3 separate regions of the Mus musculus genome follow, and regions 2 and 3 are each linked to region 1. The links are chromatin loops, found by intact Hi-C in ENCODE. Cell type or tissue: heart. All regions are shown on one strand. Each heading gives the region's core, and the rest is flanking DNA. Links, peaks and the distances in the headings are about the cores only. Region 1 holds the start of Lamtor4 (late endosomal/lysosomal adaptor, MAPK and MTOR activator 4). Region 2 holds the start of Zfp68 (zinc finger protein 68). Region 3 holds the start of Mblac1 (metallo-beta-lactamase domain containing 1).

What was found. A loop is a pair of places that touch in the nucleus more often than their neighbours do. Peaks named below come from ENCODE experiments on the same cell type or tissue, not always from the same donor. Only the 100,000 strongest peaks of a DNase experiment are listed, where the experiment ranks them.
Region 2: it touches region 1 in a loop (2.4-fold over the local background); 2 of 42 quality-filtered maps call a loop at or near these places.
Region 3: a loop joins it to region 1, with 2.4 times the contacts of the local background. A loop is called at or near these places in 23 of 42 quality-filtered maps.

The regions. Positions count from the first base shown.
Region 1 is chr5:138,250,373-138,260,517 of GRCm38, forward strand. It overlaps Lamtor4 (late endosomal/lysosomal adaptor, MAPK and MTOR activator 4), which reads left to right and starts at 5,110. Exons shown (of 4, transcript NM_001081108.2): 1 at 5,110-5,431; 2 at 5,881-5,961; 3 at 8,283-8,400; 4 at 8,668-9,023. The coding sequence starts at 5,429. The coding sequence ends at 8,765. It overlaps Nxpe5 (neurexophilin and PC-esterase domain family, member 5), which reads left to right. Exons shown (of 6, transcript NM_001013773.3): 6 at 740-1,503. The coding sequence ends at 1,272. Map11 (microtubule associated protein 11) reads right to left here. Exons shown (of 11, transcript NM_153161.3): 10 at 10,142-10,145; 11 at 9,286-10,022. The coding sequence ends at 9,869. In heart, for the core only: no CTCF peak of the experiment used is centred there; a DNase peak (open chromatin) is centred at 5,299; H3K4me3 peaks cover 1,717 bases; H3K27ac peaks cover 1,702 bases.
Region 2 is chr5:138,613,439-138,623,583 of GRCm38, forward strand. Zfp68 (zinc finger protein 68) reads right to left here and starts at 6,305. Exons shown (of 6, transcript NM_013844.2): 1 at 6,171-6,305; 2 at 3,617-3,729; 3 at 3,032-3,127. The coding sequence starts at 3,052. It overlaps A430033K04Rik (RIKEN cDNA A430033K04 gene), which reads left to right and starts at 9,421. Exons shown (of 4, transcript NM_183025.2): 1 at 9,421-9,550. The coding sequence starts at 9,512. In heart, for the core only: a CTCF peak has its summit at 6,427 (motif pointing right); a DNase peak (open chromatin) is centred at 6,353; H3K4me3 peaks cover 1,729 bases; H3K27ac peaks cover 1,475 bases.
Region 3 is chr5:138,190,304-138,200,448 of GRCm38, forward strand. It overlaps Cnpy4 (canopy FGF signaling regulator 4), which reads left to right. Exons shown (of 6, transcript NM_178612.4): 2 at 1-93; 3 at 190-286; 4 at 1,535-1,657; 5 at 2,258-2,375; 6 at 2,462-3,591. The coding sequence ends at 2,598. Mblac1 (metallo-beta-lactamase domain containing 1) reads left to right here and starts at 4,011. Exons shown (of 1, transcript NM_177878.3): 1 at 4,011-5,318. The coding sequence starts at 4,095. The coding sequence ends at 4,877. In heart, for the core only: a CTCF peak has its summit at 4,306; a DNase peak (open chromatin) is centred at 4,148; H3K4me3 peaks cover 1,774 bases; H3K27ac peaks cover 1,686 bases.

The sequences.
Region 1 (10,145 bases), core at 3,785-6,284:
CCAGGCAGCTAGGACTAAGATCTTGAAGTCCATACCCACAGTGACACACTTAGGTCCACCTACTCAACTAGGCCACACCCACTCTGACATAGCCACACCTCTAAACAGTGCTACTTCCTGAGCCAAGCATATTCAAACCACCACAACAAAGTGGCTGAAAGATTAGGAATTCAAGGCCAGCCATTCTCAGCTACAAAGAAGGTTAAAATCTAGCATGAGCTACATAGGACTCTCTCAAATAGTTATGTGTGATACACATTCATATATGTGTGTGTTTGTATACATGTGTGTACATGTGTGTGTGTGTCTATGTGCATACTGGGTGTAGAATTACATACCTTCAATCCCAACACTTGGAAACAGAGGCAAGCAGATCTGTGGCTTCAAGGCCAGCCTTACCTACATAGTGAAGCTCAGGCCAGCCAAGGCAATATAGTAAGATTTGTTGCCAGAAAATAAATAAATAAATAAATAAATAAATAAATAAATGTTTATGTATAAGAGAAGACAACAACCCCATGTTAATTCACTGAGTGTGTGTGTGCATGCACGCACAGTCACAAACTATAGTGTATGAGAAGTTCAGAGGACAATGTGCATGAGCAAATTCTCTCCTTCTACCTTATGGATCTCAGGAGATCTGATTCAAGTTATAAATGATGGTAGCAAGAGCCCTTCCTGCCTGAGCCATCTTGCTTGGTTCCCTAAGTTAAAACCTTCCTTCTCCTCCTCCCAACAGCCCTGAAGCCAGTTGATCTACATGTCACTTATCAGGTAGGTCCTCTGATGGCTGTGGAGACAACTCGGGGGACAGTGTTGCACTGGAGGGCCCACAGCTGGCCCCTGCGTTCTCTCCGCACCCCAGTGGCCTCCCTGCACTCTGTGGCCAGAGAACTACACGGCCTGGCTGGGGGACCCTACACAGTGGTGGTGCTGGGCATCGGGGCCCACTTTACCACTTTCCCTCCCTCCATCTTTGCCCGAAGACTGGTAGGGATTCGGGCAGCTGTGAAGGCCCTGTTGGACCACGAACCCAGTACTCTGGTCATCATCAAACTGGCCAATACTGGCTACAAATCCGTGTATGGCAGTGACTGGCTCACACTGCAGGTGAATCGCTTGCTCCGAGCTGCCTTTGTTGGTCTCCGAGTGGCCTTTGTGGATGCATGGGAAATGACCTCCACCTTGAATGTGCCAGACAACATCCACCCAAGGAAGCTTATTGTCCGCAATGAAGTGGAATTATTTCTGTCCTTCATCTGTTCCACCTGAGTGTTCCTGAGGGATCTGAGGCTGCATGGATGGAGAGCCTGGGTGTGGCCACCGAAAAAATGGACTCCGAATGACAGAAAGCTGAAGCTACCCCTGGCTCACCCACTATGACACTTGGTTCCATATTTTATACTTCTCTCTATGCACCACATGGACAATCTAGTTTTATATTAGGAGACCATGTTTTGCATATATGTACACAATCCCTTTCTGAATATAAGATCTTAGGGCATCCTGTTCTATCACTGTCACCTTTGTTCTTTGAGAAAGGGTCTCTGGACTCTAGAGCTAGGCTGGCAGCCAGAAAGTTTCAAACATCTTTTTCTTTGTGTCCACAGCTCTGGAGTTACAGGCACAAAGTTCATATCAGATCTTTAAATGTGTTGCTGGGAACTCAAACTCAAACCCTCGTGTTTACACCCTTACCTACTGAACTATCTCCCAAACCCCTCTTTTTAATTTTTTTTTTAAAAGACAGCTTTTAGCTGGATGGTGGAGCCACATACCTGCAATCCCAGCACTAGGGAGGCAGAGGCAGGAGTATCTCTGAAAGTTTCTGCCTGGTCCACAGAGTGAGTTCCAAGACAGCCAGGGCTACAGAGAGAAATGCTGCCTTGAAAAACCAGCATACTAGGCTTGCTGATGTGAGGCCCCTAACACATATACAGCAGAGGACGGCCAGGTCTGGGTTGTCAGAGAAGATTCACCTAACCCTCAAGAGACTGGAGGCCCCAGGGAGTGGAGTGGTTTGGTGAGGTGGTGGTTGGGGAGGTGGGGACATCCTTGTGGAGACAGGGGGTGAGGAGGAGGTATGGGATGGGGAACAGTCACAGGGTAGACCAGGAGTGGTATAAAATCTGGAGTGTTTAAAAAAAAAAAAAACCATTCTGAGTTCGAGGTCAGCCTGGTCTACAAAGTGAGTTCCAGGACAGTCAGGGCTACACAGAGATACCCTGTCTCAAAAAAAGAACAACAACAACAACAACAACAACAACAACAACAACAAAAGGAATAGAGAACATCTTAGGTCAAGAGAGACAAACAGCCGGGCGGTGGTGGCGCACGCCTTTAATCCCAGCACTTGGGAGGCAGAGGCAGGCGGATCTCTGGTTCGAGGCCAGCCTGGTCTACAAAGTGAGTTCCAGGACAGCCAAAGCTATACAGAGAAACCCTGTTTGAAAAAACAAAACAAAACAAAAAAAGAGGGACAAACAGCATCCCTCCCCCAGCCTGGGGAACTGCTAGTATCTATTACTCTAACTACCTCTCACCAAGCTAAATGCTTAGGTTCAACATAAGTAAACTACTGGGGCTAGAGAGAAGGCTTTAGTAGGTTTGATTCCCAGCAATATTGTGATGGCTCACAACCATCTGTAACTCCAATTCCAGAGAATCTAATCCCTTCGTCCAACCTCTTTAAGCCTTGCATACAGGTGGAGCACATGAATACAAACAAAATGTGCATGCACATACGGTCAAGTTAATATATCCATTTTTTTCCCAAATTACCAATGTCCAAGCTTGCCTGCAGGCATGGAGGCTGAAGAGATGGCTTGGTGCTGTGAGTGTTTGCTGCTCTTGCAGAGCACCCCAGTTAGATGAGTAGCTTAAAACTCCCTGTAACTCTTGTTCCCATGGAAACAATGACCTCTTCTGGCCATCATGGGCACCTGCACGCAGATGGCATATACTCACACAGATACTCAAAGCTACACAAAATAAAAATAAAAATAAAAATAAAGCAGGGCATGGTGGCACAGGCCTTTAATCCCAGCACTATGGAGGCAGAGTCGTGTGGATCTCTGAGTTCAAGGCCAGCCTGGTATTAAAATATTAAAGTCCAGCAATCAAAAGCCTCCCTTTGGTCACCTTAATTATCATGTCTAATCAAAACAAAGCAACTCATTCTATCACAGGTTTCTTATTTTACTTTTATAAACTGCCATTTGCCTAAGGACCATGCCTGTCTCCACTTTATCCAGAGGTAGTCACTTTGTCTGGAGCAAATATTTCTTTCCCCTCTCCCTTGTCTTCTATCCACACTCTTTGTCCCTCTGGAGCAAATAAATCTCTCCTTTGTGTTGGGAACTTGGTCCTGGTGTGTCCTGTGCAAATTCCAGTCTTTTCAAACAGAACATCAAAAGCAAAAATCTTGTACCTGTCAGTGAATGGTGGAGCACACCTTCAATCATAGAACTTCAGAGGCAGAGGCCAGAGGAGCTCTTTGGGTTCTAGGCTAGCTTAGTCTACATTAGTGATATTCTGTCTCAAGAATGACCAATCAACCAACCAACCAACCAACCAACCAACCAACCAACCAACCAATTAAGCCAACAAGCAAATTGCCCTTGACAACAGCTGCCAGGTAAACCATTTCCAACAGAGATCCCCAGGGCTCACGCATGGTAAAAAAGTTCCTGCAATGTTATAGAGAAGCTGAATGCTCAGTCATGGTGTGAAAACGTAATCCAGAACTCCAGCTAGCAACCTCAGCCTCTCCAGGTTGGTTTTGGATGGATGTCTGTAAGCTCCCAATTTCATGATTTCTGTTCTTTTACTTAGAAGCCTTCCCTGAAGAAACTCTCTGCTCTGCCCAGAACTCTGTCTGTTCGTAGTTGTCTTAAAGGGACTTCCTCAGGTAGTTTTGGCTGGATACTTGGATACTTGAGTACCTGATTTGATGGAAATTGATGTGCTTCTCTCTCTCTCTCTCTCTCTCTCTCTCTCACTCACTTTATAAAGTCACTCGTTCAAAATAAAAATTGTGGCTACTGTAGACCATTCTCTGGATTGTACAAAGCAGCTGTTGATATTTGTATACCCACTTCAGAGCAATGGTGCCAAGCACCTTTGCCCGCTGAGCCACTTTGCCAGCCCTACTTCAATTTTTTGGTCATGATGATTGAATCTGGGGCCTATGCATGCTAGGCAAGTTTTGAAACGATAGCTACAGCCTTGCCTCATTTTCTCTAATTAGCTGCTGCTTCTACAAGATGATTTGGGGTGGACGACTTTCTTTGTTTAGTGCTGTGGGTACAGACCCACACCCAGTATGCATAAGGCCCTGACTTTGCTTCTTGGCACTGAAAATAAATGGGGTGGGGGATATAATTCACTAATTTAGTGTACAACTTAGTAACTTCGGCACATTCACAAAGATATGCAGACTTCAATATGAATTCCAAAAAGCTTAAATCACATGCCCTGCCATACCCTCATTAATAAGCACTTCCTATTTTTTCTTGCCCCACTACCAACTAGTAATTGCTTTCAGTTTTTCTGTATTTGCAAGAAGTGTATGTGTTTTAATCAGGATCTTGGTAGGTAGCTCAGGCCTCAGTCTGGCACTGAACTCCCTATTCAGCCCAATCCTCGGCCTCTCAGGCTTTAAACTAGGATTACAAGCATTCGGCAATAGTCACAGCTAAGCGTCTTACATAGATGGGACCACATAATATATAGCCTTATGAACCTGCCCTTTCACAACCCGTCCTTTTGGTTGGGTCTGAGCCTCTGAAGGCTGAGTGGTCTCTGAAGCCATCTCCCTGGCCTGCTTTCTCTTGTTTTGGAGATTCTCAAGCTGCATTTGGTGTCAGGACATTATCATCTTGTATTGATCTTACACTACTGTGTGTACACAGCAAATTTGATTTACTCATTCATAGCCATATTTGGGCCGATCCACTCTTAACACATATACTCAAGGCAGAAAGTTAACACGTGAACAGCTTTTCACGTGTAAACCAAACCATCGTCTTTCACATTGGTACATTAGTTTCTCTTTTCAGGTTGAACAGTGACACCTAAGACTCCTCTTACATCACCGGACTGTTCTACTTTCTTCTTGGAAGCCACCGGCAGATGCATATTCCTATTGCAAAGGATAGAAGCAGTGCACGTTCGTGTGGCGACACTGCCCCGCGACTCTCCGGACAACTCTCGCAGGCAAATCCTGAGGGGCGGGGAAATGCAACCAATCCACGAATGTGTTCGGAAAGCGGGGCTCCGCAGTGGTTGATAAAGTATAATGACATACCCGCCATCCAATCCTCAAGCGAAGGGCTGGGCTACAGTCAGCTGGTGAAACCACCTGACCCGAGCCTGGAGCCGGAAACTACCTATCCGGCAGACTGCTTACACTGCACCTACGGCTGCGATGGTGAGTGTGGACGCATGCGCGGGTGTGCACGCCTGCGGTTCCGCGTCCCTGTTTTCCGAGCTTCTGTTGCCACCTTATGGCTTGCATTTCACTGTCACCTCCAGTCCACCCTGGGACCGAAAGGGAACAGAGATGGGAGGGAAGCGACAGGGAGGGCTGGAGAAGGAAGGCTCCGCTACCGGGTGTTCTGCAGCGGGGGAGTAGTCTAGATGGCACAAGGGGCGGGGCATAAGGGGACTGGAGTGGGAAGGGACATGAGGAGGGGTTGAGGGGCTAGGAAGGCCTCCTGGGTCACCTACATGACAAGTGGAAGAGCTCAGAGGTCCAATAGTGACCGTGGATGGAGACTCAGTGTTACAAGCCATTATGAGGGCCTTGGAAGGCTCATATCCAGGAGGGAGATGGGTTTGCAAGGCTGTCATGATTCTCCTTGTCTCTTTACCCTCTAGACTTCCGCACTGACCCAAGGGCTGGAGCGAATCCCAGACCAGCTTGGCTACCTGGTGCTGAGCGAAGGTGCAGTGCTGGCGGTGCGTTGTGGGAAAGCAAAGCGTGGGGTGGAGGGTGTGTGTGTGTGTGTGTGTGGGGGGGTCCTTTGGGGACACACAGCCCAGAAATCCCTTCAAATATTTCCAAGTTGTCTCTTTTTGTCTTCTCTGTGGTTCCTTGCTTGCCATATAGTAAGCTTTATGTAGTATTTGGATATGTGGTATAAAAGCTAATTACCAAAAGGTTGGGGAGGTAGCTTAGTACGGAGAATGAGTTGCCTAGCATGCACAGAGCCTTCTCTTCAATCCCAATACTGCATAAAACCAAACAGAGTGTAGTCCCAGCACTTGGAAGGTGGAAACAGTGGGTTAGATGTTCAGGCTTATCTTTGGCTACATATCAAATTCAATCACAACCTGGACTACATGTAACTCAGCCTCAAAAAACAACAAACAAACCATTACCCAAGTTATACAATTAGTTAGTTAGTTGTAGTTTGTTTTTATTTGTTAAATTCTTGTAGGGACGCACGTATGGGTGCCACAGGGGGTGAAAGTTCGAGGACACTTTGGAGTGAATTCTCCTGCCATGTGGGTCTTGAGGATTGAACTCAGGTCATCAGGCATTGAGGCAAGCACTTTTATGCTCTGATCCATTTTTGCCTGCCTCTAGAATTTTGGGGGGTGAGGTGGGGTGGGGTGGGGGCAAGACTTCTCTAGAGGCAGGAATTGAGCTACGCTGCAAGGGCAGAAAATTGTGAAAGAGAAAAGAACCCTCAGGGTTGGGAGCCGGGCATGCTTGCCTGAGTGTGCCAGTGCCCGAGTTGGCCGTGGTTTTGTGTTGAAACCATTTGAAGAGGAAGGATGCTGTGGTAAGACTGATACTGAACTTCCTGCGGCTAGCTTCAACATCTTTCGACAAATCTTGAGGGTTAAAGGGTTTTAAAACAACTGTGACTCACAGAAATGGTGTAGCACAAGTGTCCCAGGAGAGCCATATAAGCAGGAAACTGGACTGGTAGCAGTGAGGAGCAAGGACAGAAGACATTTTAGCTTATGTTTTTAGTGCCTGCACGGGTGTGTGCCCATGCATGTGCTGAAGCCATTGTAGGGCATTAGAGACCCACTCTCACCACTCTCTCTGCCTTATTCCTTAAGGCAGGGTCTCTGAACCCGTACCTAGACTGGCGGCCTTGAGCAAGCCTCAGCAGTCCACATGGCTGTACACCCACAGTGCTGGGATTCCAGGTGTGAGTGTGGTCATTCCTGACGGATTTGAACTCAAGTCCTCTTGCTTGTACAGCAAAAACTCTTATCCACTGAGCCACCCCCACAGCCCAGAGATAATTACTAGGTAAAGTACTTCTACATGTACTCTACCTTTCTGAAGTACTTATCCAGTAGGACTCTGAACAGGGGAAACCAGAAAAATACTATGGTACCTGAACAAATAAGACATCAAGAAAGGAAGCTGACCAAGGAGGTAGCTAAGGAGAATTTTGATGGCCTGACTGTAGACACCGAGTGAGATGGAATGCTATCGGTTGTAGTACATTTATTATGTAGGCACTGTTATGTTTTCATTGTTTTCTCATGAGACTTTCACAAGCGCAGAATATAGGCCCAGTATACAGCTGGAGATACCGAGAGCAAAAGGAACTAAATCTAGTTAAGGACCCATTTAGAAGCGGTGGGAAGAGGATGTTGAAACAGTCTGTTCTACTGTCCAGAGGACGTCTGGACTACTGTCTTGTTATTTGCCCAAGGGTTAGCCAGAGGGAAAACTTTAAAGACAAAGTGGGTGTTTCTGCTTCATAGCCTACAGACAGGACAAGTGGGAAGACTGAGTAACAGGTAGAACCTTCAAAGACTGAGCAGTTAGCTCAGTGATATAACATCTGCCTAAAATCCTTCGTGAGGGGCTGTGGGCGTGGCTCAGTAGTAAAACACTTGCCCAGGAGTCTCCCACTGAGGCGCTGGGGGTGTGGCTCAGTGGTAGAGCCCCTGCCTAGAATCCCCCAGTGAGGGGCTGGGGTGTGGCTCAGTGGTAGAGCCCCTGCCTAGAATCTCCCACATGAGGGACTGGGGACCTGATCACTTGGTGATCATACTCTAGGTTTTGACCCCTCACATGGCTATCAAATGAAGCCTGGCATTTCAGAATGAGAAACAAGATGGCACAAGGAAAGACAGCACCATCATAAAGGGGTTGTAGGTGGTATTTTTCTGAAGCTGGGTAATTTGGGACTACGGGCAAGTATAAAGGGAGATCATAAGTATAGGAGGCAGAGGTCCTGTGCCTTGAATTTGTTCCTAACTCTGATGTCTGTCTTTTGCTCCTACCCTCCTTCATCCACACACAGTCATCTGGGGACCTTGAGAACGATGAGCAAGCAGCCAGTGCCATCTCGGAGTTGGTCAGCACAGCCTGTGGCTTCCAGTTGCACCATGGCACGAACATCCCTTTCAAACGCCTGTCTGGTGAGCTCCTGCCTTTGGTGGGGGGGTTTCTTTTAGCGGCCTCACTGCTCAGGGAAGGAATTCCTGGCTCCATTCCACCAACTCCCACTTCCTCCTGTAGTCCCTGGTTCAACTACTGCTTTCATACTAGGTCCCTCTAGGATGAGTACAGAGCAATAAGGACAAGGGGTTGCTTTGTCCTATGCCAATTCTTTTTTTTTTTTTTTTTTTTGTGACCCTCCTTGGTGACCACTGTACCCACTAACTCCTGCTCCCTTCCCTCTGCAGTGGTCTTTGGTGAACACACGCTGCTGGTGACTGTGTCAGGACAGAGGGTGTTTGTAGTGAAGAGGCAGAACCGAGGTCGTGAACCTATTGATGTCTGAGCTATAAAAGGCACGGGCTGGAGAAGAAGCCTGCCTCTGGGGCCTGTCCCCGGGGTGTGGGGGTGGGGAAGCATACCACCTTCTGCTGTCCTTGCTGGAGTTGGGCTTGTGCTCACTACCTCCTTCCTGACCCCCCACCTGAGCGAGGCACCAGGCTTAAGAGACTTCTACGCTAAGGGACTAGGGGAACTATGACTAGGGGGACCCCTTTTCTTCCCTTCTGCCTAATAAACACTAGTCCAACCTGTCTAGGGCTCAGGATGTGTGCACAGAATGGTTTGTCTGGGTGGGGGTGAGGTTACACCTTGTGCCTATCATCGACTTTCTAGGGAGACAGCTATACCTCAGTCAGTGGGCCAGGATCACCACCAGGCATCATAAAACTGACAACTGGAGACAGGTGCGATGGTGCACATCTGTAAGTAAAACTAGGAACCAGAGAAGCATACATACATAGGAAGGCAGCTGTTTGCAAACTGAAGACCATCTCCCTCGTGGTCAACACACAGACAAACTCATACTCCCTCCCAAACAGCTTTTAATAGTTTTACTTCAGCTGGAAGATGTAGTCAGAGAATAAGTTACAGGAACAGACAAAAACAGAAAACAAAAACAGAACTTAAAGTGCTTCAGGCTGCCAACGTAAACATGAGGGGCAGAAAGAGGCCATCCAACCCCTGAGACAGGAGAGTCATTGTCCTGGGTCCCTTTACCACTACCACCCTCTAATCTCAGCCCTGCGGGTGAGTGCAAAGGAACAGCAGCGGCAGTGGCAGGGAGGCTTGAACACGAGTGAGAGAGGATACTCTGTAAACTGGACGAAGGACAGGACAAGGGAGCTCCCGCAGCCCTTGCCCTGCTGGGGTGGGGCCAGCCCTCCCCTCGCGCACCCCCCCCCCCCCGAACTTATGGAATACTGTTGTCTGAGCTGCAGCCACACTGTGATTTCACAGCTTCTGCCCTCATCCCTCACCAGCAGACACAGACAGGCAGCCCTGCAAGGCCTCTCTGCCCACAGTGGGAGGTACAGCCTAGGAACAAGGGACCCTCTGGGGCTTAGGGTTTCTGGCGTGTCCTGTCCGGGGTTGAGCTAGCAAACGGTGCTACTTGACGGGCTCCACCACCAGGACTTTACACTCACGCTTGGCAATCTTATCAAGAGAAAGCACAGCCTTGTCGGGGGGCAGGTAGAGGGGACGGCCGACGGGAGAGGCCACAGGGGGTGTGATGGCCCTGCGTTCCATCACACTGCCTGACCTGGAAGAAGACAGAGGCTGTGGGCTGGCTCTGTGAGAGTATAGCATCCCACTAAGTGGCCTGCTCCTGACCCCAACTCCCAACTCTTGGTCAGACTGATAGCAATCCTAGTCCCTTACCTCA
Region 2 (10,145 bases), core at 5,138-7,637, 360 kb after region 1:
ACTCTATAATGGGAACTTGCAAATCCAATGAAACAGAAATGAGGAAGACTATCATCTTCATGTACCTAGCATATACCTAAAATCCAAAGAGAAGTCCCTGGACACGATTCCAAATAGTATGATTGAATAAACACACTCTATAGGCGACAAAAAGGCTGGGACTGTAGCTCAGCGGTAGCTTTCCTAGCACATGAAGCCCTGGTTTCGACACCCAGTAAAGCAAATAAATAATAACACAGCAAACTGTTTTAATTTGCTTCTGATCAAAATCAACTTTAAGAGAAAAAAAATTTATTACACCCTTCAGCTTAGATATTGTCCATCATCAAAGGGTACTAAGTCCAGAACTCAAATAGGAACCAGTAGGCAGGAACAGAAGCAGAAACAACAGAGAAATGCTCCTTAGTGGCTCTCTCCCTCTAGCTTAGTCAATCGTCTTTCTTATACAGCCCAGGCCAACTTGCCCACAATCGTGTCACCCACAGTGAGCTGGGATTTCTACATCAATCAGCAACCAATAAAATTCTTGACAGATATGACCACAGGTCAATCTAATAGAGGCAACTGCTCAACTGAAGTGGCCTCTTCCCAGCAATGTCAAGTTGACAAGCAAGATTAGCCATCACTGAAAATGTTCACACATAAGAATATGTCCAGACAATAACAAATAAAGTCTCCCTTCTTGACAGCCTAATCAGAGTGTCTTTAAGAACAAGTTAATTCTCCCTTCCTCTTATTTTCATGTCTTCAATTCTAAGGTTCAAATTGTAGCTTTGGGCATGACAGATAAACGCTCTTACACTGTGCTAGCACCCGGCTTTTCCTCCTCTTTTGGATGAGGGAAGTACAACCATACAGTGTTAGCACCCCACACATATTTCCTTATTTAATACTAAATACTTGCTATAAGCCCTATCTTCACATACAGTTGGCATGTGGATTTGGATATAGGCTTCAATAGAGAGGTTATGGGAAAAAGGGCAACACTTCAACTATCATAGCTCTGATTTATCATGGCTTTACCAGAGAAAAATACCGAAGGATCCCAACATTCACATGAGCCAACCTGAAGTCTGCCTTTGCTATCTGGGCTCCCTCTGCACTGTGAATGCAAGTGATGTACAGTCTTCTAAGCAGAAGTCAGGAGTATCATCCACACGTTCACATTTTCCCTGTGTCATGAGATTTGAGAATGTACTACACAGAGGGAAAAAATGTTTTTTTCTCTGGTACTATGAGTCGGAGAAGTAAATGCTCTATGCTCCTGATGACAGATTAGTATGAGAAAAAAAAATTGCTTCTGATCTTATTGGAAAATTAATCATCATAGTGAAAATCATCTGAAATAACAAACAGTGTAAGGATGCTGTTATACACTGTCCTAAATGCTAATTAAAACTCAACAAACATTACAAATAAGAATGGCACTTCAGCCCTACTAAGCGGTGTGACATAATATAAGTGCTGCATAGCATGCCCTGTGCTTACCATAGGGACTTAAAACAAAAATGACAGCAGTATATCTCAGGTAGTGGCCATTACATTTAGCAAAAGTATCCACAGTTATGACTAGACAGTGTAAGCGTGCCAGTGTATAGTGGGTAACGAGGAACAAGGAGCCAGTAGACATCTGAGGACATGCAGGACTAAAACCTAGCTATGTTCCTATCTTTTATGCTTTAAAATAAATTAAAAGCTGCCACCTCTAGTTCGGGGCGGGGGTGGGGTGGGGAGTTCATAGCAGTGAGCTAAGATGTGTGAAGTTCCAAGTTTGACACAATTCTTTAAGTCCTACAATGAAAAAGACATCAAGTAAAAAAGAAAGTTAAAATTGATTGAAAATGGGAACTTCTTGGGTCAGGCTGAGGAACAGAAGTTGTCTAGAGGTGACCGAAGAGCGAGAAGATCATGGCAACAAAAGACAGACTTTATTCTGAACAGAGGAGAAGAATCCTGGGAAAAGAGGAGACTTGAAGTTGAAAATGCAGTGAGATAGACAGACAGGGCAGTGAGATAGACAGACAGGGCAGTGAGGTAGACAGACAGGGCAGTGAGATACACAGACAGGGCAGTGAGATACACAGGCAGGGCAGTGAGACAGACAGAGAGGTGAGAGAGATAGGCAGGGCAGTGAGATAGACAGACAGGGCAGTGAAACAGACAGACAGGGCAGTGAGAGAGATAGACAGGGCAGTGAGAAGCCAAGATGGCCAGTGGCCTCAGCTCAAGCAACACAGAGTGGAAGGAGGCCAAAGGCCAAAAGTACACCAACAAGTAGGCCATGTAGCCTTGGGAAAAAGAGGCTGACAGTGGCCACCTACACAAGAGGGGACCCAGTGCAATCCATCATGGGTAGGGGAGGGTCTCATAAGGCTCCACCATTCCTTACGAAGTATGAGCAGAATGTAAGTGTTTAATATTCCTTAGTATTGCCTCTGATTAAAGTATCCTTGCAGTCAATAATCCCCCAGCCACACTCACGCTAGCAACCCTACTGAAATGCAGTGGGCCATTAAAAATATATAAAATATAAATTAAAAATAATTCAAAAACAAACAAACAAGAAAGAGAAGGTCTTGTTGGGAAGGAATATTCGGTGAGAAGGGACAATGACAAAAGGACAATAGGGTATTAATCAAAGTATACTATGCATACGTATGAAATCGTAAAACAATTTTTTAAAGTTGTATCATTTGTACTAAATGTTAAAGTCATGATACTTTAAAAACTTTTTTTTTTTAATCATTTGGAACAGAACAGAATGTACCCTGTGCCCATTGATGGCCCAACCTGCTGCCCTACGGTCAGTAGGGAACTAACGGCACAAAGAGTTCCAACAGGAGTTGAAGTCCTCTTGCAGGAATGAGACAGGCCACCTGGGTCCCAATTACCAGCCCATCACCCACCCCACAGAGAGAGGGGACCTGGGGCCCAGTGACTCAGTACAGGCTTCTGACCTGTAGACTCCAGAGCCACAAATGATCCCCACCAATTATAGACCCTGGTTCAAAACACTGACCCACACACTCACCATTTCTGGCTTCCAGGACATGGAGCGTCCTCCCTATGGAACTCCCCGCACCAGCACGTCACAGGGTAACAGAGTCTACAGCACAGCCACCTAGACCTCCAGAGTAGAGGAGACTGAGCCTAGGGACGCATCCCAAGATGGCGAGCTTCAGAGTAAAAGGCCCTAGCGAGACTGGGAAAACTTGCCCCCTACTGTTCATCTGCCTGATTCCTCAACCCAGTGCCTTCCATTGTACAGGAGGGGCTGCCTTTGGGGCCCTAAGTAACAGCAGAGTCACCAACCCGTAAATTAATAAAGCCAGCCTAACAGGTACTGTGAGTTGAACACCAATCCTACGTATACATGTCTACATTTTTTCCATGTGACTCATCTTTCAGTTAGAGGAAACCACTACCTATAAAGTACCTACTGCTTTGCCAATATTAACAAAGAGTCATTAAAGTTTGGAATCCTGTCTATCGTAGGGGGTGATAATTATCTACACTAGGTAACAAGCCCCTTCAAAATTTTTTAAATACAATATGATTGGGCTGGTCAGTAATTTAGGCTAGGATCAGGTGGGCTCTTTTTGGTATGTGCACTTACCTGATGGTTGAAGAGGCAGATGAGCTTCAGAGGGTCACCTGACTGTCAACTGCAGCATCTTGATTCTCCTCCTCCCGTGGCCTACTGTGGTCCTCCATTCAGACAGCAGGGATCTGAAAGACGGGTGAATGCTCTCCAGGACCTCTGCAGTGCGGGCGGGCGCCAGACCTGCACTTTCCCATTGACAGCCTCACAAGCAATGCGTCAAGCAGCCAGAATCGAAGGTTTAGGAAACAGAGCTCCTTTCAATGGGACTGTCCTGGTTATGGACAGAGAACTCCTGGCAAGTTGCTGACATTCAAAGCTCACTCTCACTCAGCCTCTGCTTGTAGATGAGGTTTCTGTACCTGTTCCAAGTCAAGGGACTCCCAACAGGTATTAGGCAGCTGGCCTAACTAATTAGACTCTGGGTGATATGAATAAAGGGGACAATAAGAGTAGGAGAAGGGCCTATTGGGGGTGCCTAAGGGGAGCAGGGGTAACTTGATTAAGACACTCTGTATCCATGTATGAAACTGTTAGAGAATCAATAAAAAATACCGCTGTTTGTATTGTGGTAAAGGTGTGTAACCTTTAATGGCTAAGCCAGCTCTCCAGTCCTTAAAAATGAAAAATAAAAAAAAAAAATTAAAAAAAAAAAACTTGGATCCAGGACTTGAACCAAATGCAACCTGACAACCAAAACCAATGGTCACCACTAAACAACAAGTCTCCTCCGGTCATTGATCTGGTCCTTCTCAGTCCTCCATAAAGGACACTTGTTCTAATAGCAGAACCCAAGAAATCAAGGAGCAACAGTCTGTTTCTGACTTCTCATCTCAGGAGAAATCTGCAAACATGGCTAATGCTCCCACAGGCACACCAATTATTATTTTCTTCACTTTTAGTACTTATAGGTCACTTATGATTTCTGTAGATAAATACAAATCACGGTGCATGGAACACCTTACTGTGAAAGTGACCCGAAGACATGATTCTACAAAGCATTTTGTCTTGTTGGAATGTGGAGAAAGATACAGCTAAGTATCCTGAATTTGTTCTTTCCCTTTCACTAAGCAAAGCTGTTCTCAAACACTTGACATTGATCCTGCAATATAACTAATACTTGTAGCACATTGAAAATGTTTCTAGAACCCTGAACTCCCATTCCTAACCCCCAGAAAGACTTAAAATCTCCAAAATTCAAGTTGCAATGAGTCAATGAAATATGAATCGCTATACTGGCCCACTTAGAAATGAATACTCTTTAATGTTCTTCAGGTGTATGCAATGTGAGGGCAGGGCCAAACCCGTGACTTTTTAAACCATCATCTTTTGTTGACTTCTCTGTAAGTCAGTCTTAGGTAATATAAAAATCTTAGGGCTCGAGAACTGGCTCAGTATTTAAGAATACTTGATTCTTAATAAAGCCAGCCTTCCAGAGGACCCAAGTTCAGTTCCCAGATGCCTCACAACTTGTTACAGCAGCTGCAGTGGGTCCAGTGCCCTCTTCTGGCCTCCAAGGTACTGCATGCTAATGGCAAACAATCACACAAATAAACATATTTACATATAAGTAAAATAATCTACTACTTACTAAGTTGTGGTGTTTTGGTCTTTACCTATGTTTTCTAAATAATATCATTTGCTCAACTTGGCAATGAGTTGGTTCTTGATTGAACTGAATTCCAGACATGGCCTACTGTGCATAAAGATGCCCCAAGGATGAGCCCATAAACAACTTAAAATACAATCGAACTTTTGAGGACATTTGTAAACATGACCAGCATTAAAACAAAACTAAACTGTTATGCTCAGATACTTTGGTATGCAAATAGTTAACAAGTATTCCATTTTGTTGCTATATGGTAATATGCATGCTGAAACACATTAACAGAGCATTCATGTAAAACTCAATGACTTTTCCCACAATGTTCAGGAGTCAAATGATTTGTTTTCCTTTCTGTTTTCGTGATGTGTTCACAAACAGAAAAAAAAAAATTTAAAGTTCTTGAGAGTGTACTTTTCTCTAGTACTCTAGAAATTGAAAAAAAAAACTACATTATACAATACTGCATATTTGAAATGTACAATGAATAACAGTTAACATAATGGAAACTGGAAGTTGGTATTTGAGAAAATAGGCAAAAAGGTAAATATAGGGGCAGGGAACGCTTATAAAGAATATGGAGGGGCGGGGCTGGCATTCAGGATTCTGGATTTGAGACTGGATGCCCAACCCTCTATAAAAATTAGAGGAAACCAGCAGGCTCATAAGAAGGAAGGAGAAACTAAGTATCCGGTGGGCCACACTCACTCTCGTAGAAAAAGCCTCACAGACGGAATGGAAAAGAACCCAACACAACACAACCTGCGGGAACCAAGCAGCCTTCTCAGAGTAGCCCAGAGCCCGCTGAAGTCACCGCATCCGGAGGGACAGGACGCCCGGGCTCGAGCAGTCCCACAGCCCCGGGGATCCAGCGCGAGCGCCCGCGAGGCCTGACTGCAGACCCCGTTCCGCAACAGCGCGCCCAGCTCCCGCGCCATCACCTCCGGACACCACCCGCACACTCACCAAGTCCACTTCTGCGAGACGCTGGTGTCCTCCCACCATCGTCCAGCACCCACAGCGTCACTACGCCAACAAAGCTGCGCAGGAGGCTCCTGGGCAGGAACACCGAGCCCAAGATGGCGGCTCCCAGACAAAGGACCGGTGACAGCCAAAGCCCGCCCCCCGCCCTCCCTCTGTGTGTCTGATTGGACACTTCTCAACTCAGTGCCTCCGATTGGACAGGGCTCCGGGTCCAGCCCCTTGAGTGACAGTAGATGGCGCCAACGCACAGCTGTAGGAGCTCAGAATGACAGGTTCTTGGCTGCAGCTAATTTTAAGACAGAGGGTTTCTTGTGAAACTCAGCATATTCCTTATATTCCTATACCTAAAATCACATAAACGTGTGGCGTGATTTTACACACACACAAAGCTTGCTATGTACAGTGTCTGCCTCCATAATTTATAGCGAATAAGCTAGGTCACATGGTTTGCTCAAAAGAATGAGGATCTGGGTTCTATTTCAGGCTTACCTAGAGCCTTTTTTCTGGTACAGCTGTGACGGTCTGGACTTTCCAAAATGTACTAGAAAAGGATTCAAGGCAAAAATTATATACTGTCTTAAGTGTGTGACCTTTTGTGATGAAAATAATTAAGTTTTTTTTTTCCTTTGAGTGATACTGGTGTATATGGGGTTTTTCTTTTAAATTCTTTTAAATATATTTACATCATTTCTTTCTTTCCTTTCCTCTCTCCAACTCTTACCATGTCTTCTTCCTCCAAACCCTTTCATATCCCCTCCCTCTCTCCATCTCAAATTCATGGTCTTTTCTATATTAACCTGATGAGTTATTTTTACCATTTCCTCTATGTTTATAATTTCGGGGCCGGTCACTTGATTTTGAACAACAAAGGTGCACACCATGACCAAGACAATTCTTATAAAAGAAAGCATTTAACTGGGAGGGGGGATAGGAGGGGCTGCTGACAGTTTCAGAGGTTAGTCTGTTATTATTGTTATCACAGTTGTGGGGAGCATGGTGAAGTACCTGGTGCTGAAGTGGTAGCTGAGAGCTACATCCTGATCCACACGTGGAAAGGAGGAGAAAGAGCCTGGACTTGGTATCTCTTCACAGAAATAAAACAGACTTCTGTTTGAATGACTTAGCAAACTCACAAAGCTCCTTTGTAGTGTAGCATACTTCCTCGAGGACTATACTTTCTACCTCCCCTCTAGGGGCCTGCTTTGCCTTGAGTCTGCTTATAGGTCTAGAGGCAACTATTGGTGAGCCTTGAGTATTGTCATGACATCAGTATTGTCTTGCCTGGTATTTTCTTTAGAGAAAATCACTGCTGGTTTACCGAACAATGAAGGGCGTGTTATCCAACCTTATGTGACTGTAATACAAATTACATAAGCAAACGGTCATGTGCTATTTCAAGTGTTTTAAAAGCAGACTCGGGCAGCAAGAAGGCCCTCCTCCCTGTTCTCCTCCCCAAACTCCCTGTCCTGAGTCAGGCTGACTTGCCAGCTCTGTAACAAGGAGAGCAAAAAAGACAAAACAAAGCAAAACAAAACACAAGCATGCTAGACTATTGAGCACAGTGCATCAATAGCAACCGCTAAAAGATAAACCACTTTCAACAAACATTACTATTGTTCATACTGTGGTAAAAATCCCTGCATTAGGAAGGAGAAGCCAGGAAAAGATTCATGGTGGAAAAGATTATAATCAGGAACCCCAGGTGACTGCCTTGATGGCCCCTGATCAACTCCTGCTGCATGACTGTAAACACTACCAATTTCTCATTTTGTCACTTTGGTGCCTCTGTGTGTGTGTGTGTGTGTGTGTGTGTGTGTGTGTGTACATATATGTGTTTGTGTAAGTGTATGCAGACATGTACATGAAGGTGCCCCGAAGGCCAGAAGAGAGCATACGATCCCTTGGAACTGAAGTTACAGATGGTTTTGAGTCACCTGATATGAGTGCTGGATTTGAACTCTGGTCCTCAGGACAGAACTTTAAACGTTCTTAAGCCATTTCTCCAGCCTGTTAGCTCTCTTAGTCAGGTTCCTCCAGCTGTCCTTACTGAGTATTGTAAACTCTGCTGGTTCTGTCAATCAACGACATGCAATTTATCCTTTTACTTTTTTTCCTTGCTATATACTCAGTAAACACATTTATTCAAAACCCCAGATCATTCCCTGGACTACAGAGAAAAGCAGGTTACGAGGACTTGATACTGCTTACAAGTCACTTGACTAACAAAAGGTGCCGAATAGACACTGATCTCCATCTCCTCTTATTAGATGTTGCTGAGCTTACAAAAATATGTATAGAGCAGTCCCTTCTACTTCCTGAGACCAGGAAAGTCATAGCTCTCAAAAGGATTTTGTAGCTGTTCTGAGTGGAGGCAAGCTAGAATCTAAATACGTTTGAAGATCTTGTCCCAATAGCACATAAAAGTCATCAAGTTTTCACTGGTCAGATTATAAAGATATTTTAGGTGCAATGGGTCATTGCAATCAACATCACGTGTATTCATTTATTTCAAGTCAGGGTTTAGATATGCGTCCCAAGGTGCCATAAAACTCATCCTGTAGCCAAGCTGAACTTGAGATTGCGATTTCCCTGACTCTGTCTTTCAAGTGCTAAGGAGTACATACAGGCACGCGCCACCAAGGTTGACTTTGCCTGCAATTTTTAATCTGAATATAAGAAAACTTTTACAAGTCTCTTTCCATTTTGAAGGCAAAGCTAATGAGAGCAGATTTCAGAAATTTTGAGATGATTTTGAAAACGGACATCTTCCCATTTGTTTATTCGACTAAACACATGTACACATACTTAACTCATAATCACATATGACTTTATGTATAGAATTAAAAGCAAATGTGAGCTGTGGTCCAGAGAGGACTTTAGCAGGCTAAAAGCAACGCGTATGGACCTGAAGGCATAAGGTTTTAACAGAGGCTGAAGTCTTTGTGCATATACGCGACAGGACTCGTGGCTACCCCATAGCTGGAGAAGACCGAGGGTCAGGCCTCCTATAGAAGTCCAAACTTGGAGACGTGACAGGAGCCAGAGTCCCCAACAGCTGCAGCTAAGAACCTGTTAACCTGAGCTCCTTCAGCTGTGAGCTGGAGCCAACTACTGTCTTTCAGAGGACAGAGAACCTGAAGCTCTGTCCAATCAGAGGCCCTAGCCTCAAGACGTGCCCAATCAGACACACAAACGGAGGGTAGGGGCGGGCTTTGGCTGTCAACCAGCCTTTGTCTGGGACCCTCCATATTGGAATCACTGTATGCTGCTAGGGAAGCTGTTGCTCAGCTTCGGTGGCGCGGTGACGCTGTAAGTGCTGGGCGATGGTGAGAAGACGCCAGCGGCTCCCAGAAGTGGACATGGTGAGTGTACGTGTGGCGCCCGGAGGTGACAGTGCGGGAAGCGCTGTGGCAGAGCAGGGTCTGCGGTGAGGCCTCCTGGGCAGCTGATCTGGATCCCCTGGGCTGCGGGGTTGCTGGAGCCTGGGCGTCCTGTCCTTCTACCTGAGGGTTCTGGCGCCTTTTCTGAGCAGCTCTGCTCTGGCTGCCTGTTTGCTCCGGATCATGCGTGGCGAGGACTTGGTGGATCATCAGGGGAGAGTCTCTGAATGTGACGGTCATTCACTAAAGGAACTATGTTTTCTAGAATCCCCAGTCCCTTCGTTCTCTCCGTGGCCCACCTAGCCCGAACTTCACAAATGAATGGGAAACAGGGTCGCAAACCCAGAACCTAAGCCAGCTCCACTGCAGTCTACTACCTGTTCTTCCACATCCTCGCCCACACTCCCAACACGAAAATTTCCCCTTTCACCCATTTTGTATGGTCCTGGGCTTACTACAGGTACTCTGCAGAGCAGCTGCACTTTTGAAAGCCTCCCATTTATTCCAAATGATATATTTTCCTTATGGTAATCTCAAACCAATATTTTTTTCAAAAAAAAAAAGTTTTGTTTTCCTC
Region 3 (10,145 bases), core at 3,212-5,711, 61 kb before region 1:
GTTGAGTCGAACTGGCCGATCCCGAGAAGTGCTGGAGCTGGGTCAGGTGCTAGACACTGGCAAGAGGAAGAGACACGTGCCTTACAGCCTCTCGTGAGTCTTTGTACTTATCCACCTCCCAGTGGAGCCTCCAGAGGAGCTGCAGGGTTCCTGAAACATCAAAGGGTCTTATTTCTCTCCTTCCCACAGTGAGACGCGGCTAGAAGAGGCTTTGGAGAATTTGTGCGAGCGGATCCTGGATTACAATGTTCATGCTGAACGCAAGGGCTCACTAAGATACGCCAAGGTCAGATGGGTTCCAGGAAGGGTCTTGCTTGGGTTTCCTTTTTTTTTTCCCCCAAAAGTCTTATATATTCTTTTATGTGTATGTGTGTATGTAGAGAGGACAGGGAACAACATTGAATGCTGTTTCGCAGAAACCACCTTGTTTTTTGGTTTGGTTTGATGTGTTTTGTTTTGTTTTTCGAGACAGGTTTTCTCTGTGTAACCCAGGTTGTCCTGGAACACACTCTGTAGACCAGGCTGGCCTCTGCTTCCCAAGTGCTGGGATTAAAGATATGCGCCACAAGACAATGTTTCTTTGTTTAGCCCTGGCCATCCTGGAGGCCCCTCTGTAGACCAGACTGGCCTTAAACTCAGAGATCCTGCTAACCTCTGTCTCCCCTCCGAAGTGTTGGGATTAAAGGTGTGCACCACAATAAACAGCTCCCTTTTTTTCTTTTTTCTCCCCCAGTAATTACTTCATGTGTGAGTGTGTCACAGTGCACTACTGAAGTCAGAGGATAGCTTGTGGCAGTTGGTTCTCTTTTTCCTCAGTGTGGGTCCTGGAGATTGAATTCAGGTCACTAGGCTTGGTGGCAATCACCTCTCCCCACTGAGATATCTTGCTACTCCCACCTTGGTTTTTTTAGACAGGGTCTCACTGGCTTACTGACTTACCAAGCGGCCTAGGCCGGCTAGTCAGAGAACCCCAGGATCTGTTTTGATTCTTGTTCCCCGGCATTGCAATTGTAAATTCAAGCCACCATGCCTGGTTTTTGTTTTTTTTAATTTTTTAAATTATTTGCTTTTATTTTATGTGTATTGATGTTTTGCCTGCATGTATATCTGTGTTGAGGGTATTAGGTTCTGGAGTGACAGGGAGCTGTGAGCTGCCGTGTGGATGCTGGGAATTGAACCCAGGTCCTCTGGAAGATCAGCCAGTGCTCTCAATTACCGAGCCATCTCTCCAGCACCTGTCCTGTTGCTGTTTTGTTTTTTAAATGTGGATCTGGGGATTTAACTAAGGTCCTCAAGCATTTTACCAACTAAGCTACTGGGTCCCCCAGTCCACGACCTTGTTTCTCAGAAACAGAGACCTACATTATCCAAGATCCTCAATATCTGTCAGTCTCCCCCTAAGTCTGGAGTGTCCCCTTATTATGGCTAGACTCTTTCATAGAACACACCACAGAGTCTCCAGTAGTTGATAAAGCTGATACAGGAAGAGATGAGGTGGTAGACTTGGACGTATACCAATTTTTCTGTCCCTCAGGGTCAAAGTCAGACTATGGCAACACTGAAAGGCCTGGTCCAGAAGGGAGTGAAAGTGGATCTGGGAATCCCTTTGGAGCTGTGGGACGAGCCCAGTGTGGAGGTCACATTCCTCAAGAAGCAGGTAGGATGAGACAGCACTTGGTTGGTCCAGGAAGGTGGGAGCACTAAATCCCAGGACTCAGTGTCGGGGATGACTACCTCTGAGCAGGGAGAAGACAGAGAGTGAAGAACTGTACCAGTTATGAAAGTAGTAATATTGTGCTGCTCATGATATCTACCAATGCATACTAATGTGCCTGCCTACTGTCTCCTGGGTTTTGGGCCATACCCTTTCTAGCTACTGCCTCTTTTCATTCTCATGTCACAGGTGCGAATACCGGTTCCCACGTCCCAGGTGAGGCTCTGAGAGGTGTTGAGGGTTTGAGACAGGATTATCCCACGTAGCCCAGGCTGGGTCTGTAATTCTAGCTTGAGGATAGGGCCTTTCTTGCCGCTACCTTCTAACTGGGATTATAGGCATCTGGCACCTCTCGGAGTCAATATACTAGATATTAGATAGTAACCGATACTGGTAAATGTTGAATAAAGACAATCTCGCGTCTTGAAAGCCAAGTGTAACCTTTTGGTTGCCTGCCCCTCAAAAGACACTCAATGGAGTAGGGGGATAGGGAGTGAAAGGTAGAGGCCTTCCAACGCCCCTCCTCCTGCTCTTCTTTCCCAGTGTGAGACGATGCTGGAGGAGTTTGAAGATGTTGTAGGGGACTGGTACTTCCACCATCAGGAGCAGCCCCTCCAGCATTTTCTCTGTGAGCGGCATGTGCTTCCAGCCTCTGAAACTGGTAAGTGTAAAGGACAGACTCCTCCCCTAGCTTCCCAGCTGTTCCCGGCATTAACCCTGAGGTTGTTTTCTTCTCATTCCACCCAGCTTGTCTACGGGAAGCTTGGACTGGAAAGGAGAAGATCAGTGATGGGCAGGAGGAGGCAGATGACGAAGAGGAGGAAGAAGAAGAAGAGATAACCAAGACTTCAGGCAATCCCAAGCATGACCCAGAAGATCTTTGACCCTTACTTTTGAACCCCAAGGATGGGTCGTGGAGAGTTTTCTAAACTCTTGTGCTCTCCCGTCCTTCCCCGCCCCTAGGCTTCTAATGTCTTCTTGGTATGATCTCGGCTATGATCCTGGGGACCCAGAATGGCAACAGGAAAGGAGAAGGGTAGGGGGGAAGAAGCAGAAGCAAGTTTTGCCTTCAGGGTTGAACCACATGCAGCCACTTAATTGAACAAGTATGTGGTGACAGTTTTGAAACTTTTCTCTACGTTTTACTGGTCTTCACCTGCACCGATTGGTCAATAGTGGTGTGAGCTGTGGGAAAGTCACTTTGCTTTTTAAAGGGTCTATTTTAAACCCTTTCAAGAGGCCAGAGAAGAGCGAGCAGCGCAATTGGTAGAGTGCCTGCCTAGTATGGACAGTGATGGGAGTTGAACCCTGATGTGGTGGCATACCGCTGTAATCTCAGCACTCAAAGAAGCGTTGGCAGGAATATCAGAATACCATCCAGCTACTTGGCAGTTCGGGACCAACCAGAGCTGAACCCTGTCTTAAAGTAAGAAGCCAAAAAGAGACCCTCAAGAACCAATATACACTGCAAACATGAGGCCGTATACCATCAATCTGTGAATAAGAACAGGATGCTGGAAGAGAGTGAAGCAATACTCGGGTTAGATGGGGTAGACATGTGGGCTATATTTCCTATTTCACAGGTGCCATATTTTCTATATTGCTATTAAACCTTTTATATATATATCAGCTGAGTCCCATTTCAAACATGCACACATTATCGATGAGGGAGCACCCAGACAGTGGGGCCATTGGCCTGCTATCTATTAGTTGCTAATGGTGTTCTTATAATTATCCACCCCAAGGATACTGGTTGGGGTTGGGAAAACAACTGTACCACTAGGACTTGGAAAAGAGGATCAAGAGCTCAGTCTTCCTCAGCTATGTAGCGAGCTCAAGACCATCTTGGTCTCCTTGAGCCCCTGTATCAGGAAAATAAAAAACAAAACAAGAACTCAGAAGTTAAGTGTAATACATAATATGAACTATACAGGATTAGGATTACGCCGTGGTTCAGGCGCGGTAGTTTGTACGGAAGCCCATAAAAGGCAAAAAATCTCGCGTTTTCTCACCTTTTGAGTTTTCCCAGCGTTAAAAAACAAAAGAAAACAAAAACCCTTAAGGACAGCGATAGTTTAGTTTCAAAGTAGACAACAGCTAGAATAAAGAAGTAAAAGATATCTTTCAGATGTGGATGCGTGAGAACCTACCGACTATAAGCCTAAGGGGGGACTGACCAAAAGAATCTAGGAAGTCTTGAGGTCGCATGGAAAGGCCAGTTGGGCGATACCATCTTCAGCAGGGGTGGTAGTGGAGGGCGATACCACTTTAAGATCTGGTGGGTAGCAAACGAGTTGCACCTTGGAAAGAGTGGCGGGGCTTGCGGTAGGATTTTGGAGGGACTGGGCAGACGTCCGTGGCGGGGTAAATCTCCCTTGTCATGAACGGTCCAGTGCGCACCGAGCCCCTGCATGGTGAGATCCCTTTGCTGGCGTCCAGCGGCTCCTACTCCGTGGTGGTTCTGCTGCGCGGCTACGCGGAGCCGCAGGGAGCGGGCGACGCGGTGCGTGCTGATGGCACTGTGACTCTCGTCCTGCCTCGGGGCTGGGCCTCGGACTCCAGCCGCGGTTTGGCCCCATCCGCAGACGGCGGCTCTAAGACTGCCCTGGAGGAGGCGGTGCGTGGCCCCATCCTCGTGGACACCGGGGGACCCTGGGCGCGGGGTGCGCTGCTGGAAGCCCTGGCTACACAGGGCGTGGCCCCCGAAGATGTGACTCTGGTGGTGGGCACCCACGGACACTCGGATCATATTGGGAACCTGGGGCTGTTTCCCGAGGCAGCTTTGTTAGTCTCCCATGACTTCTGCCTTCCCGAGGGTCTCTATCTGCCCCATGGGCTGTGTGAAACGCAGCCCTTGATACTGGGCTCGGGACTGCAGGTGTGGGCCACGCCGGGCCACGGAGGACAGCGGGACGTGAGCGTCGTAGTGGAGGGCACCAGCCTGGGCACCGTGGTGGTGGCTGGCGATGTGTTCGAGCGACTTGGTGACGAGGACTCCTGGCAGGCCCTGAGCGAAGACCCAGTAGCTCAGCAGCGGAGCCGGGAGAGGATTCTGAGCGTAGCTGATGTGGTGGTGCCTGGTCACGGAGCCCCCTTTCGAGTGGTCAGGGAAACAGTGAAAAGTTCAGAGGATTTGATATGTGAAGGCAAGGCGGTTGCTTGACTGGACTCCAGTCAGGAAAGCCCCTTCCAGCGAGGAACCGGCGTCAGTTGGTCCGGGAGACCTAGAGGACACAGTCAAGACAAGCAATATTTGTCACGTGCAGCTTTCTAGGAGGCAGCTTCCAAACAGGACAGAATGATTGACATCAGTCCCCTTTAATCATTGCAACCTAAGCAGGACAAAGGACTGGCTTAGATCCACATCCTCCATGAGCCTCCGTAAAATATAGGAAAAAAAATAGTTAAAATATGTATTTGGGATGTGCGTGTGTGCCTGTGGAATTCTGAAGGCTACTTTGGAAGAGTCGGTTCTCTCCATCCTGTGGGTCCCCAGGATCGAGTTCAGGTTGTCGGACTTGACGCCAGGGACCCTTTACCTGCTGAGCCATCCTGATTTATATTCTTGTTAGGACCTTCAAAAATAAAAATCGACCGCAAGTCATACTGTCCTGATGTAAATGCAAAATGCTGATTGCAATAATCTTTGGGATTGTAACTGCTGCAGCAAAAGAGGAACAGTGTGGCCAATAGCTTGTTCCTCCTAGGATGCACACTGGTGAGACGGTGCCAGACACAGAGTAACCCCTTAGTAACCTGACTTCTTTTGTTTATTTTGTTTAGACAGTCTCACATACTCCAGTCTGGCTTCAAAGCTGAGGCTGGTCTTGAACTCCTGATTCTTGTTTTTTGTTTTTTTTTGTTTTTTGTTTTTTTTTTTTGAGACAGGATTTCTCTGTGTAGCCCTGGCTGTCCTGGAACTCACTCTGTAGACCAGGATGGCGTGCGCCACCACTGCCCAGCATGAACTCCTGATTCTTATGCTTCCACCTTCCAAATACTGGATTACAGACTAACAGGCATGTGCTGCCCCACCTGGCTTTCACCTGACTTTAGTTCATTCATTGATTCACTCAGCGGCATCTGAAATGTCTCAGGCACTGATGTAGGTCTTGTGATGCCACTACAGTGAGCGAATGACAAGTTCCCACCCCAACACACGAGTCACATTCCATTCAGGAGACAGACAAGACAACCATAATAGTAGTAGCAACCAAATAATTATAGGTTGTGGCATACAACACACGTGCGTAGGATGAGGAAAGAGAGCAGGAGAGAGCAGGGCACAGAGAAGCTGCTTGATGTTGAGAGATTACAGAAAGCCTCTGAAAGATGTTCATTCTTTCTTTTTTTTTTGTTTTTTTTTTTTTGTTTTTTCGAGACAGGGTTTCTCTGTGTAGCCCTGGCTGTCCTGTAGACCACTCTGTAGATCAGGCTGGCCTCGAATTCAGAAATCCCCCTGCCTCTGCCTCCCAAGTGCTGGGATTAAAGGCGTGCGCCACCACTGCTCGGCTGCTTCTTTATTTCTTACATCCATTTATTTTGCAGTGTGTGTGTGTACATGTGTGCACATCTGAGCTTTGGCTTGTCCATGGGTGTCAGGACAAGTTGCAAGAGTCTGTCCTCCCTTCAACCATTTGGGTCCTGAGGGTATAGTCAGGTCATCAGGCTTGGCAGTACCCTTATCTTCGGAGCCATCTCTCTGGGCCCTGTTTTTTTTTTTTTCTTCCATTTAACTCAGTACAGTGCTTGCCCAGCATGTACAAAGTACTAGTTTCAATTTCTAGCGTGGCCTAAAACTCAGCAAGTGGAATACACCTCCAGTACTTGGGAAGTAGAGGCAGGAGGATCAGAAGTTTAAGGTCATCTTCAGCTACAGAGCAGGTTTGAAGCCAGCCTGGGCTACTACATGAAACCTAGTCTCAAAAATAAATAAGGACGACCCATGGGATTGGATTGCAAAGGGCCAGGGAAAAGTGACAATAAGGGAGGGTTCATATCAGATGTCTTAGTCAGGGTTCCTATTCCTGCACAAACATCATGACCAAGAAGCAAGTTGGGGAGGAAAGGATTTATTCAGTTTACACTTCCACATTGCTGTTAATCACCAAAGGAAGTCAGGACTGGAACTCAAGCAGGCCAGGAAGCAGGAGCTGATGCAGAGGCCATGGAAGGATATTCCTTACTGGCTTGCTTCCCCTGGCTTGCTCAGCTTGCTCTTATAGAACTTAAGACTGCCACCCTAGGGATGGCACCACCCACAACGTGCCCTCCCCCCTTGATCACTAATTGAGGAAATGCCTTACAGTAGGATCTCATGGAGGCATTTCCTCACCTGAAGCTCCTTTCTCTGTGATAACTCCAACTTGTGTCAAGTTGACAGACAAAACCAACCAGTACATCAGACAAACCTGGGAACCATTGTTAGTAACACGGAAGTCACTGACTCAAAAACAGGCTATAACAAACCTGATCTCATTTGTTTGTTTTTTTTAATTCGGTATTTTCCTCATTTACATTTCCAATGCTATCCCAAAAGTCCCCCATACCCTCCTCCCCACTCCCCTACCCACCCACTCCCACTTTTTGGCCCTAGCGTTCCCCTGTACTGGGGCATATAAAGTTTGCAAGTCCTCTTTCCAGTGATGGCCGACTAGGCCATCTTTTGATACATATACAGCTAGAGTCAAGAGCTCCGGGGTACTGGTTATATTCATATTGTTGTTCCATCTATAGGGTTGCAGATCTCTTTAGCTCCTTGGGTACTTTCTCCAGCTCCTCCATTGGGGGCCCTGTGATCCATCCAATAGCTGACTGTGAGCATCCACTTCTGTGTTTGCTAGGCCCCGGTGTAGTCTGATCTCATTTGTAATCACTCTTTTCAGGGATCTGTGGTACACTCCTGTAATCCCAACACCAAGGAAGTAGAAGCAGGAGGATCAAGAGTTCAATGTCATCCCCCCAAACTGCATAGTGAGTCTGAGGCCAGCCTGAACTATGCGTTACCGTGTCTCAAATAAGTAAAACAACCACTTGACCTGGGTGGAGAAGGCCTTAGTGTGGGTGTGGGGCAAGACCAGGATTGGGTGGCTTAGAAGGAAGAGTTAGAGCTATGATTCTCAACACGGGGCCAACACCCCCTGGGTCACCTAAGACCATCAGAAATATCAGATATATACATTATGATGTATTACAGTAGCAAAATTACAGTTATAAGGTAGCAAGGAAAATAATTTTATGATTAGGGGCCGCCACACCATGAGGAACTGTGGTAAAAGGTCGTAGCATTGGGAAGGCTGAGAACCACTGCTTCAGAGTGTGAGACATTTGTGGCATGTGCTCTTATTCCAGAAGTCTTCAACGGTGGCTCGGACAGAGGAGAAGCCCATCTTGTTTTTCCCTTAGGTCAGTTCTCTGGTGAGAGCACTATTGTTACCTCTTTTTGTTTGTTTGTTTTTAAGGTGAGAAAACAAAACAAAGACCCAACAGGTTAAGTAATGCAGAAATGAACTAAATAGTAATTGAGAAACAGTAGTCACTGAAATAGGGAGTCAGTCAAATCCAAGGAAACTGGCTCCTGAGGGTTTCCCAGCACAGGACCTGCTGGGGCAGCTTCTGCATTAGATTGCATATTGATCTCCTATCAACCAATGGAAAAAGGACTCATTCTCTTTTTCTGAACTAGGAGCACCGGGTGTCTCATGCTCGTAATCCCAGCTCTCTGGAGGCTGAATGAGAATAATGTGTTCAAATCCAGCCTGTGCCCCACAGTGAGATTATTGTCTCCCCCAAAAGGTAGCAGGCGAGCTGAGGATGTAGCTTAGTTGGTGGAGCCCCCGCCTGGAATGCACAGACCCTTGAGTTGAGTTAGCACCCAGCATCACATAAAATGGCATGGTGGCAGGTGGATGCATCAGAAGAAGTTCAAGGTTATCTTTGCAAATTTTGGAGTTTGAGGCCTGACTAAGCAACACAAGACATTCATTTTGGAATTCATTCATTCATTCATTCATTCATTCATCTCAGACTACAGGGACAAAAGAGTTCTTCGTTACTTTTAGCTATTTTTAACTATTTGTCCTGTTCCCCGGAGGAAGCTGGCTGTCCTGAGGCTGTGGACACTTCTCAGCCTTTATTTTTCTTAGGCTCCATGCTACAGTGTTCTCCTTTTGCATGGTAAGGTCACAATCTCTGTCTGACCACCTGAAATGCATGCTTCTTCTTTCCATTCTTCCTTCCCTCCCTCCCTCCCTCCCTCCCTCCCTCCCTCCCTTCTTTTTTTTTTTTTTTCTTTTTTTCTTTTTTCTTTTTGGTTTTCCGAGACAGGGTTTCTCCGTATAGCCCTGGCTGTCCTGGAACTCACTCTGTAGACCAGGCTGGCCTCGAACTCAGAAATCCGCCTGCCTCTGCCTCCCGAGTGCTGGGATTAAAGGCGTGCACCACCACGCCCGGCTAGGTATTTCCATGTTTGAGTGCTGGAATTACAGTTGTATGCCACATTGCTTTGCTAATAATGTGATTCTGGGGGTCAGACCCAGGGATTTGTGCGTGCTAGATAAGTCAAAAACAACAGCAATAGCAAACAACAAAACCCCTAAAAACCTTCCAGTTTTCTTCCCCTGGGAAATGAGTCTCCCTCAGATAAGAATATGAGAGTGTCCATGTGCTGCACACATTACAAAGTGAGTTCAAGGACAGCCTGGGCCACTTTCTGCAGCTTTAACCCTATCATTTGCCAGAACAGAGACTGCCACTAGAGAGCAGACTTTCTCAACTTTGCTCCCTGCCGGTCCTGTTTTCCCATTCCTGTAAATCTCTCCTGCAGACTCCAAACCCAGAAGACATCCCCCCTCCTATATCTTCCACCACCTTAACCTACAATTAGCAAGAAGTTTTCTGGGGTAGGTTTGTTTGTCTTGAGACTCTCTGTGTAGCCCTAGCTGTCTTAGAACTTGCTTTGTACTTCAGGCTGGCCTAAAGGCACAGAAACAACCTAGTTCTGCCCCCAAGCACTAGGATTAAAGAGTGCATTATTAACACCACCCAGCTAGGTTTTTATTTTATTTTTATTTTATTTTATTTAATTTAAATATTCATTTATTTATTTATTTTGTTTTTTCAAGACAGGATTTCTCTCTGTAGCCCTGGCTGTCCTGGAACTCACTTTGTAGACCAGGCTGGCCTCGGACTCAGAAATCTGCCTGCCTCTGCCTCCCAAGTGCTGGGATTAAAGGCGTGCACCACCACGCCCGGCATTATTTTATTTTATTTTTTAAGATTTGTTTTTTATTATTTATTTGTTTATTTTCTATGGATTTACTACTTGTGTGCCTCTGTGTGTGTGTGTGTGTGTGTGTGTGTGTCATTGTGTGCACGAATGTGCTCATCAGTGCCCATGGGAACCAGAAGAGACTTAGAACTGCTGGATTGG